Regions from separate parts of the Homo sapiens genome. Here all the other regions are linked to region 3. The links are chromatin contacts, found by Hi-C or POLR2A ChIA-PET in ENCODE. All regions are on one chromosome and are shown on one strand. Each heading gives the region's core, a stretch centred on a gene start or an enhancer-like site at or near the end of the contact. The rest is flanking DNA. Distances are from core to core; before and after follow the strand shown. Region 1 has its middle 18 kb from the start of IL21R. Region 2 has its middle 35 kb from the start of IL21R. Region 3 overlaps XPO6 (exportin 6).

Region 1 (3,667 bases), core at 739-3,238, 800 kb after region 3:
TTATTCCTGGACCAACTTGTTGATCATGGACTTTCCAGCCTCCAGAACTGTGAGAAATAAACGTCTGTTGTGCAAACCACCCATCCATTGTGTTATAGCATCCTGAGCAGCTAAGACAGAGGGTTACAGCAACCACTGAGCTGATTGGGCACCTCTGCAAGCTTTCTCTTAGGGGACCCTGGGGCTGAGCCCCAGCCTCCAAGTTCAGGGGTGGGGGTGCGGTGGGGTGAGCTGATTACAGTCTTAGGGCAGAGGAGGAATTGCCCATCTTCTCCCTCCCCTGCCACCTCCAAAATTTTCACAGTTAACAAAACAGATCTTCTTTTCACTGTCAAAGGTTTTAAATTCAATGGGAAGGCGGATACACAGGTCTAAAAGCAAAGCACTTGAGTTAGTGGCATGTACTAAGTATAAGAGGTACTGCCGGGCATGGTGGCTCACGCCTGTAATCCCAGCACTTTGGAAGGCCGAGGCCTTAAGCTCTTAAACACTTAAGAGCTAATTCCCTTATGGAATGAGAAGTCTAGAGACAAATGATTGCTTAGGCCGAGACCTAAGATCAGGAATTTGAGACCATCCTGGCCAACATGGTGAAACCCCATCTGTACTAAAAATACAAAAATTAGCCGGGCGTGGTGGCACATGCCTGTATTCCCAGCTCCTGGGGAGGCTGAGGCAGGACAATTGCTTGAACCCGGGAGGTGGAGGTTGCAGTGATCTGAAATCGTGCCACTACACTCCAGCCTGGGTGATAAGAGCAAAAGTCCATCTAAAAAATAAAGGTACTTATAATTGTTGCTGTTTACTAGACTAGTATGATTATTATTAACAGCAGTAGCATATTGTCTTTGTTTTTGTTTTTGTTTTTGTTTTGTTTTGTTTTGTTTTCTAGTCCTGATTTACTCTTCTCCTGGTCACTGTATCCCGGCTGTTTCTGAGATATCATGCCCCCTCCATTCTCAGTTCCTTTCCCTAGGAGCGTGCATGACTCTAGCCTAAACCAATCCACTATATTCCCTAAGCCACATTAACAGATCCAGTCAGAGTCTAACAGATCCCACGAGACTCTAGAGGGATTGATCAGGGCAAAGACTCCGCACTTGGAGCCGGGAGAACGTATTCATGTGTTCCCTGCAGCTGCTGTATGTCTCTGTGGCCACACGGGAGAAACTGCCTCAGGATGGGGTCGACCTGGAAGAAGTGACTCAAGAGATGAACTGGGCCATCAGGAATCAGGATCCCTTGATCCAGCTATGCCTGAAAGCCAAGACATTTTAGTTAAATAGGACAATAAATTCCCTCTTGGCTTCAGCCAGTTTGGATTAAGTAAGTTTCTTTCACTTGAAACTGAAAGAATCTTGACAGATACATTACTGTGTGACCTTAAAGTGCTATAATGGTGGTTGGTACAAAGTGCTATGACAGCAGACACGAGCGACCCCTGATGATACTGGCCACAGTGTGGAGGGAGTGTCAGGGAAGGCTGCATGGAGGAGGGGTCACTTGTTCTGGCCTTGGAAGGATGAAGAACAGTTCAGCGTGTTGAAAATATAGGAGAGTGCATTTCAAAACGTTCTGAAAATGTGGACAGGAAACCAAGAAATACGCTTCTAAATCACCCAAGAGACAATGAGAAAAATTGCAATGGAAAATTAGAAAACATTTTGAACTGAATGGTTTTAAAAAAACAACCACATGTAAACTTGTGGGTTGCAGCTAAAAAAGTACTCAGAGGGAAATTTGTAGCCTTAACAGTCACAGATTAGCAAAGAAGAAAAGCTAAAAATTAATGTTCCAAACGTCTCTCTCGAGAAGTTAGAAAATGACAGTGAAATAAACCCAAAAGAAAGGAAAGGAAAATTATAAAGATCAGAATTGGCTGAAAGAGGAAGGAAGCACAGCAGAGGGCCAACCAAGCCTGGAGTCGGTTCTCTGGTAAGCCAAAGACATGAGGGCGTGACTTCCCCGCCTGTTCGGGGAATGATGAGGGCCCTGGTGTGGGTGGGGAGGGCAGAGGGGGACACCAGAGCAAGGAGGAAGTGTCGAGGCCATAGCCTGCTGGCGAAGACAGTGCCAGAGCCTGGAGAAGTTTCCCTGTAGAGCAGCGGGAGCAGAACCCCACCCCATCGACGGCCAGAGCCATGAGAGGATCTCAGGAGGGGAGTGATGGGAGCAAGCTACCTTTGGTCCCTATCCAACTGGGCTGGGAACTTGTAGGGTCCTGGGAGACTGTCTGCAGATGAGGGTATGTGGCCCGTGTGCCTAGGTCTGATTGGAAAGGAGAAGATAAGCCACAGAGGATACCAAGTTTAGTTTTCCAGGAACCGGCCTCTGTCGCTGGGGAAACTGCCACCACAGCTGCTGGCTGTCCAGTGCGACCTTGGCACAGGCTGGCTTCCCTTTCAGGGAGGGGCACCCAGACCCATTGAGTGGTGTCTGAGAAGGCCCTGGAGGGCTGGGGGGAGGCTGCCGAGCTACGGCATCTCCAGCCCTTCAATAGAATATTTGGCAGGGTTTCTCCACCTTGATAGTGTTGACATTTGGGCTGGATCATTTACGGTGGGGGCCATCCTGTGCATGGTGGGATGGTGACCAGCATCCCTGGCCTCTTCCCACTAGATGCCTTTCCCCCAGTTGTGACCACCAAAGGTGTCCCCTGGAGGGCAAAATTGCCCCCAGGTTGAGAACCTCTGATTTCATGTTGTAGGGGGAGGAGCACTGGACCCAGAGTCCTACAGAAGATGTCGGCAGTGCCAAACTCATCCGCTAGGGCTGCATGACCCCAGGCAAGATCCTTCCTCTCTCTGAGCCTCTACAACCCCTACCTGCCAATTGTGGTGAGAATACTTACCCCTGCCCCCAGGATAATTAGGAGGATGCTGTGCCTGGAAGAGCAGGCTGCCACAAACAGCAGAGGTTAGGTGGGAATCATTGCCCCTGTACCTGGAGCGAGGCTAAAGAGCTGAACGGCGTGTGGGGCGGGGTCCCCATGGTGACAATAGCATGATCTTTCTTGCTTCCTTGCTTTCTCTCACCACCCCAATCCCACCCGTTGGGAATTCCTGTTGGTTCCACTTTCAAAACATGCCCAGAATCCACAGCTGTGGTCGCCGCCTGCTCTGGACATTGGAAAATTAGGGCCTCCCCTACCAAAAACATCCCCTTCTAACTGCAGCCAGAATGATCATTTTGAGACAATCATCTGATCAAGTCACTTCCACATCCAAAGCCTTCCTATGGTTGGTCAAACAAACCCTAGGTCCTGTGTGTGGCCAGTAAGGCCCTCCGTGGCTGATCCCCATTGCCTCTGAATTTGTCTCTTTCCTCTCCCCCAGTTTTCTGACTCTGGCCTCCTGGCTGCACCCCCTTCACGCCATTCCCTTCCCAGGGCCTTCGCACAGCCCGCTCCCTCCTCCTAGAACAATCTCTTTCTCCCTGTCCCTCCAGATATCTGCGTGGCTCATTCCCCTAGTTCACTCAAGCCTCTATTCAGACCTCCTTGGTGAGGTCTTTCCTGGCACCTCCTAAACAGCTCTCCACCCGCTAATTTCCCCTGGCCCCTCCCCTGCCTGTCTGTTCTGCATAGCACTCAAGCCCTCTGACGTCACACTGTGGGCTCACCTGCACATCTTTTGGCTCTCTGTCCTCACTAGGTGTCACTTCATGA
Region 2 (3,799 bases), core at 193-2,692, 820 kb after region 3:
CAACATAGTGATTCCCTGTCTCTACAAAAAATTAAAAAACAAATTAGCCAGGCTTAGTGGTGTGTGCACCTGTGGTCACAGCTACTTGAGAGGCTGAAGTGGGAGAATCACATGAGCCCAGGTGTTCAAGGCTGCAGTGAGCCGGGATTGGGCCACTGCGCTCCAGCCTGGGTGACAGAGAAAGACCCTGTCTCAAAAAAAAAAAAAAAAGAAGAAGAAGAAGAATGTTAGCAAATACTTTTAAGGCATTAACTATTTGCAGGCATAGTTCTTTTTTTTTGAGACAGAGTCCCACTTGTTGCCCAGGCTGGAGTGCAGTGGCACAATCTCCGCTTGCTGCAACCTCTGCCTCCTGGGTTCAGGCAATTCTCCTGCCTCATCCTCCCGAGTAGCTGGGATTACAGGCACCCGCCACCATGTCTGGCTGATTTTTGTATTTTTAATAGAGACAGGGTTTCACCATGTTGGCCAGGCTGGTCTCAAACGCCTACCTCAGGCAATCTGCCCACCTTGGCCTCCCATAGTGCTGGGATTACAGGCGTGAGCCACTGTGCCCAGCCGCAGGCATAGTTCTAAGGACCTCACAGGTACTAACATATTTAATTCTCACAATAGCTACATGAGGCAGATATTATAATGATTCCCATTTTACAGATAACGAATCAAGCACAGAGAGGTTACACGCTGGCCTGGCGCCACACAGCATATCTAATGGACATTAGGCTCTTTTGTCTGGTGCTGGGGGAATTTCTGGAAAATGCAGAGATGGAAGAGAGGTGGGATCGGGGCAGGGCGGGTGGGGAATCTCCCAGGCCAAGTTTTCTGGGCACGGCCTGGACCTGGAGCTGCTGGGATGGAGCAGGTGCTGATGCTGATGTGGTCACCAGAGGGCAGCAGGGACCAGGGAGCTGACTTCCTCTTCACACCCCCTCCACCCGGGGCGGTGCCCCTGACTTGTCAATAAACGTCGTGGAAACAGGTGGGATTTGGTGGAAGAACTGACACGGTCCCGCCACCATCACAGGCAAGTTAAGCTTGAGAGCAGCCTGGTGTCACCTGGCCTCCACCCACCACGTCATCTGCTGCTCACCCCACCACTGTGGCGTGCAGAGTACTGCTCTTGTGTGCCTTTTACCAAGGAGGAAATTTAGGCCCAGAGTGGGCAAACACTTTTCCCATGGTCACACAGCTTGGAATTGGAAAGGCTGGACCTAACCAGGCAGGGTGAGCGCAGAGCCCTTGTTCCTCTGAGTCTCTGTTCTGAGCTGGAACCAGGGAAGATGATGAGCCCATGGTATATACAGGGCGGTTAGCTAGGACTCTGGTTTGAAGCCTGGCTATGCCACTCGGTAACAGCACATCGTGGGCAAGTCCCATGCAGCCTCATCGGCTGCCGGGAGGATCCAGTGACGTCAGGCCTCCCTCGTGGTGGGAGCTCAAACACTTGCTGGGTTTTTTGTTTTTTCGGTGTTTTGCTTTTTGTTTTTTAATTAATAACTTTCGTGGGAAAAATAAAGTCAGAAAGGTTGTTCAACCGGATGTTCACGGAGATACTACGCCTTCAAAAACAAGCGCTCATTTCGTGATCGCCCACACAGTGCCAGATGCTGGGGCGGGGATGGGATTTCCGGTGGTTTTTCTTCACTTTCCTCTTTATATCTTCAGGCTTTCTCTGAATAGGAAAAGGTCTGCACGTGCTGATAGAGTAATCAGAAAAATGCAATAAGCCACTTTTTGTAAAAAAAAAAAAAAAATTCAGATGCACTCACTGCCTTCCTCCCCCCTTTCCCCCTCCCCTCATCCCCCACAAATTCTGTGTAAAGGCAGGGCTGAGGGAGTACCCCCAAATCAACATCTCTGAAAGCTCCCCCGCAGGGGCCCAGGCCACTCAGCCCACTCTGGCGCTGCTACCCAGGGGCGTCCCCTCCTGCCCTCTGGTCCAGCCCCGGAGGCTGAAACTCCCGCAGCCGGCATCTCACTGGGCCTATGACCCTGGACTTTTCCTACTTCCTGCAGGGTGGGGGCCAGCCTGAGTTGGGCCCACCTGATCCACCAGGTCTTCTCATCCCTCTGTAGCTTCCCAAAGCCCAGCCAGTTCAGTAATAGTTGCTGAGGCCAACAACTTGGATTTCTTTTGCCTAAGATCCTTTGTTGGGCTCCCAGTCCCATTGCATCTCTAGCAGTCAAATATATTTTCTATTTGCTGCCTAATTTTTAAATTAGATTTCTCTGAGACAATGCTCAGGCAAAGTGGATTCGAGCCGACATCTGCGTAGGTGTCAGGATGACATAAGCTGATATATCACGGCGGCTGGGAGCTCTTAGGTCAGACCCGGGTTCAAATCCTGGCTCCAGGATTTCCTAGCTGTGTGGTTCTAGGCTAATCCTCAACCTCTCTGGACCTGTTTCCTTATCTGTAAAATTGGGATAATCATTGAGCCTCCCAACTAGAGCTGTTTGGAGACGTAAATGACACAGTGGCTGGACGGCACTTAGCATATTGCTTGGCCCTAAACAGATAACTATTTTTATTTAAAATTATATTTTATTATAAAGAGCTTTTGGAGGCAAGAAGTCCAGAAGGCTAGTTCAGGCTCTGCCATTCTCTGGGTGACTTTGGGCAAGTCCCTTTTCCTCTCTAAAACTGTTTCTCCATCTGTAAACTGTGTGATTTGGGCAGCTAAAGGGATTGATTTTGGCTTAGAACAAGGTTTTTTTTGTTTTTTTTTTTTTTTCCTGAGACAGGGTCTCACTCTGTCATCCAAGCTGGAGTGCAATGGCACAATCTCAGCTCACTGCAACCTCCGCGTCCCAGGTTGAAGCAATTCTACCAACTCAGCCTCCCAAGTAGCTGAGATTACAGGCACCCACCACCACACCCGGCTAATTTTTTATTTTTTGGTAGAGATAGGGTTTCACCATATTGGCCAGGCTGGTCTTGAACTCCTCACCTCAAGTGATACACCCGCCTCAGCCTCCCAAATTGCTGGGATTACAGCCATGAGCCATCATGCCTGGCGCAAGGAGGTGTTTCTAACAAACATCAGGCTGCATGTGAGGTAGAGAGCTCCCCATCATTTCCAGTGTAGTATGTAGGCTCCTAGAGCAGGAAGGAATCTAAAATGGCCAAGCCCCTCAAGTGTGAAATCAGGGCAGCTACTCAGAGAAGCAAAAGTGATACAGACATAGGAGCTTCAGGTTCCCAGCCTTCCCATCTAAGGCCCACACCATCCCTCTGCCTGCCTCGGATGTGAAGCGCAGATCACTACAGAGAGCCTGGGTGATGGAGACACTGTCTGGATTCCACTATAGATCTGTTGCTAACTAGCTGTGTGACCTTGGCAGTGTATCATCAGCCACTGTTGGTGTCCTGTTCCTGTCTTCTTGGTGTGCCAGAGTCTCTCAACACCTCCAACTCTCAGTTGAAGAATTTTTTTTTTCCTGGAGTAGCTGGAAGTGCTGGAGAATTAATGCTCCTGGAAGCAGCTCTCAGCCAATGACAGATGGGAGCTGGTGGACAAATACCCCAGCTCCCTCTCCTTTGCAGGCATAACTGGGCATGTGCCATGCATGGTCTTCCAGAGATCCCCGGCAGGTAAGCATCAGTTACTCATGCTGGTAATCTGTTGAATAACTCACCCTTTTGTCAGAGGTTTATTTAAACTGGAGCTTTGAAGAGGGGCTGGGTAAAATGAGGCTGAGACTTACTGGGCTGCATTCCTGGGAGGTTAGGGCATTCTTAGTCATAGAATGAGACAGGAGGTCGTCACCGATACAAGTCATAAAGACCTTGCTGATA
Region 3 (3,571 bases), core at 324-2,823:
AACTGGTCTCCATGGGGAGAAAATATGCTGCTTCCATGTTATCACTGCCACAGTGGGATCAGTTGAACTTCCTGGCCCAGACACCCGGCAGTCATCTTGCTTCTAACTCTTGGTCCTCAGCAGTAATTAGAGGAAGAGACAGACAATCTGACTGGGCACTTTGTGCAAACCCAAGAAATAATAGAGGAATGTTCTGCCATCGATCAACTTTATGGTAGTTTTAGATTAAAGCAGAAAAGTGCTTTTTAATGACTAAAATTATGTTTAGATGCAGCCAGAGTGTATGTTTTAATCAAATATTAAATGTCTGTGTGAAGATATTGTGCAAAGTTATGTCTAGATCTAAGCTGCAGACAAGAAAACAAGAAGCCTTTCTCATGCGAGGGGATGACTTTGTTCCAGATTGTGTTAATAGAGGGGTGGGCGCGCCTGCCCAGCCTTAGCAGTCCTGTTACATGCTGTGGTTGTCTGTTTGCTTCAGTAGAAGACATTTTTTTTTCTCCTGCAACTCTTGTACACAATGTTTAGAATGAATTACATCAATGTATATTTGTACCTCGGTCTTCCCTCTGCTTGGCCTTACGCTGTCCTATCACAGTCAGGCTAAGGAAAGGAACTCACATGGGTGTGGCTGGGGCTGAGATTCTGGCTGGCTGCTCACTGGCTGTGTGTCTTTGAGCGAGTCATCCAGTGTCTCTGGGCTTCCCTGATTGCCCTGCTGACTGCTAGACTGTGGAGGGTCAGTGGGCTTCACCACTTTTTCTTTTTTTTAAATAGAGGAATAAAGTGAGATTTCCACTTCAATATGCTGTGCTTTTTTTTTTTTTTTTTAAAGGAAGTGTCAGCTGGGCGCGGTGGCTCGTGCCTCTAATCCCAGCACTTTTGGAGGCTGAGGCAGGCGGATCGCTTGAGCCCTGGAGTTTAAGACCAGCCTGGGCAACATGGCGAAACCCCAGCTCTACAAAAAATACAAAAATCAGCTGGATGTGGTGGTGTGCAGCTGTGGTCCCAGCTACTTGGGAGGCTGAGGTAGAAGGATAGCTTGAGCCCGGGAGATAGAGTTTGTGCCACTGTACTCCAGCCTGGGCGACAGAGCAAGACCTGTGCCTCCAGAAAACAAAAGGAAAAGGAAAATATCTACGGGCTGGGATGCAAAAGAGCAGTAGTGACCGGAGGGAGAGATGGGAGGAAGCATTGTTCTGAATGTCGTTCTCCTGACTGGGGCTTCCTTGATGCACTTTTCTAGCTTTCTGGCTTTTTGAGCTGAATGACTTCAGGAGGGGGATAGGTAGATGTCACTCGCCCTGGTTCCCATGCATGTTATTTTAAGCTTAGTATTTCATCTCATACTTGTGTGCAGGCCTACAGGTCAAAGATTTTTTTCTCTCCTTTTTTTTTTTTTTTTTTTTTTTTTTTTGCAGTGGTGAAGGGTGTAGGGAAGTGAGAGTGATGATCTGAGAGTTTAGACATCTATGGTAATCCTGTTAGCTTTCAGAGAAAGTTTACATGAGTTTGAATATCTTTGCTAATCGCATGTGTTGTAACACACCGGATATGTTTTGCATACTTTTTAACCTTCGTTGGCAGCAGGGATAGAATCACTTTTCTTCGAAACCTTTATATACAGCAAATAGGGTAATGACACTGTTCTAGATATGCCACAGGGATATTTGAATGGCACTCTGGGATACTAGTCCTCATTTTGTTGAGGTTTGGTATCTATGAGCCCATGAACCTGAATATAGGAGACCCATATGATTCACCTCCTAGTAGATTATACAAAATGAGGCTCTGGGAAAGGATGGCAAAAAGCTTAATAGAAGTGTCTTTAAAAAATAGTCATTTTTGGCTGGGCATGTTGGCCCATGCCTGTAATCCCAGAACTTTGAGAGGCATAGGTGGGAGGATTGCTTGAACCTGGGGGTTTTAAGACTAGCTTGGGCAACATAGCAAGACCCCATCTTTATTTAAAAAAAATTTAAAAAATAGTCATTATTCCCCAAGATTAATTTTGTAAAAAGGTTATGCTTAGAGGGGGTTGTTTTAGAGGCCATTAGGTAACATATTACAGATTTAATCAGGGTTTGAGGAAACCACCTTCTAGCTGCTACATCTTAGGGAAAAGCACCTTATTATCCACCTTCAGTCTCAGTGTTAGCAGTCTCCTGTTTTTCAACACAGATTGAATCTGCGTGTGAGCAGAAGTCTGCTTATGGTCAGAACCCTTAAAGGGGAAAATGTAAAGAGTCACATGTATCTTCAATTTGGAGGAATTACCAGTATTCTTGAGAAACTGAAAGTGATACCAACAGTTTTCTTGTTCCTTTTACTGTCTTGAATTTGGTCTTTAAGATAGTTGAGCCACCAGCCCATGGTAGATATTGTAGAAAATACAGACATACTAGATAGAGCATCTTTCCAGACAGTTGATGTTCTGGGTAGAGAAGCCTAATATCTATGACGTATGAACAGTGACTTTCAGCCCACACTTCATGCCTGACATTGTGTTTACTATGTATTTTACATTTTATTTAATTCTCAGAATGACCCAATATGTTAGGTACTTTTACTGTCCCCACTTGTGCACAAGAAGAAACAGTGACACATTAAATAACTAGGCCAAGGTCAAGCTGCACATTTGGATTCAAACTTGGGGAACCTGACCCTAGAGCCTGCATTTTAAAACTTTTGCCATTCTGAAATGACCAGAGAACAGCACCAAGGGCAAAATTCTGTAGTACTGATTACAAGACAAAGACACAAGATGTAAATGACCTGATCTGTACTGTAATCTGTGTAGGAAAATTCATGAAGGTTAAACTATAAATTGCAGTCTCAGAAGCAAATGCAGGATGGGGCTAGGTACTCGCTTATGAGACCATGAGTGTTCAGATTGGAGTGGCTTCCTATGGCGAGTGACATTGAATCAGGCATGCTTTCCTTCTTATCCTCCTAGTAAACTTCCTTGCTCTTCAAAACCCAAATCACCCCTTTGAAGCTTTCTTTCCTTCAGATAGAGTTAGTTTTCTCTTTGGTCTTCTGAGGCTGTTTATATGTACGCCAGGACTACAGGATGTAACTGCTAGGCCACCTTCAGTTCTTTGAAGTTAGGGACCGTCTTACTCATCATTGTATCCCAGGGGCTTAATTTAAGCAATATCAGTTACTTAGTGAGTATTGAATTCTCATTTCTCCAACAAATAGCTGAGTTGCTTAGTCACTCCAGAATTAAAGCTAGGTTTAGAATAATTGGAGCGGTGTGATGGCATGTGCCTATAGTCTCAGCTTCTCAGGAGGCTGAAGTGGGGAGGATCGCCTGAGCCCAGGGGTTTGAGGCTGCAGTGAGCTGTGATTGTTCCACTGCACTCCAGTCTGGGGTGATACAGCAACACTCTGTCTCTAAAAAAAAAAAAAAATTAGGCTGAATGCAGAGGCTCCCACCTGTGATCCCAGCATTTTGGGAGGCCAAGGTGGGAGGATCACTTGAAGTCAGGTGTTCAACCCCAACCTCGGCAACAGAGCAAGACCCAGGCTCTACAAAAATGAAAATAAAAGCCAGATGTGGTGGCAT

What was found. A loop is a pair of places that touch in the nucleus more often than their neighbours do. ChIA-PET counts read pairs that join two places held with the same protein, here RNA polymerase II (POLR2A). Pooled maps may share reads with other maps.
Region 1: a pooled map shows a loop between it and region 3 (4-fold over the local background). The contact joins two enhancer-like sites. A Hi-C loop is called at or near these places in 1 of 37 single-sample maps with no recorded cell type and 3 of 50 pooled maps. POLR2A ChIA-PET finds 5 or more read pairs at or near these places in 1 of 52 experiments (GM12878).
Region 2: a loop to region 3 is called in a pooled map, with 27 times the contacts of the local background. The contact joins two enhancer-like sites. A Hi-C loop is called at or near these places in 1 of 37 single-sample maps with no recorded cell type and 4 of 50 pooled maps. POLR2A ChIA-PET finds 5 or more read pairs at or near these places in 1 of 52 experiments (activated B cell).

Annotation. Positions count from the first base shown.
Region 1 is chr16:27,382,399-27,386,065 of GRCh38, reverse strand. No RefSeq gene overlaps it. Among named protein-coding and RNA genes, the nearest start is that of IL21R, 18 kb to the left of the region's middle. RefSeq lists a silencer at 3,481-3,667. Within about 2 kb of position 1,988, at least 9 of the 41 ENCODE cell types and tissues checked have a DNase peak (open chromatin) inside an H3K27ac peak, as active enhancers do.
Region 2 is chr16:27,365,399-27,369,197 of GRCh38, reverse strand. No RefSeq gene overlaps it. Among named protein-coding and RNA genes, the nearest start is that of IL21R, 35 kb to the left of the region's middle. RefSeq lists enhancers at 1,398-1,477, 1,508-1,567, 2,941-3,799. Within about 2 kb of position 1,442, at least 29 of the 41 ENCODE cell types and tissues checked have a DNase peak (open chromatin) inside an H3K27ac peak, as active enhancers do.
Region 3 is chr16:28,186,518-28,190,088 of GRCh38, reverse strand. All of the region lies in intron 1 of XPO6 (exportin 6), which reads left to right. Among named protein-coding and RNA genes, the nearest start is that of XPO6, 24 kb to the left of the region's middle. RefSeq lists a silencer at 582-721 and enhancers at 1,114-1,163, 2,248-2,417. Within about 2 kb of position 1,573, at least 11 of the 41 ENCODE cell types and tissues checked have a DNase peak (open chromatin) inside an H3K27ac peak, as active enhancers do.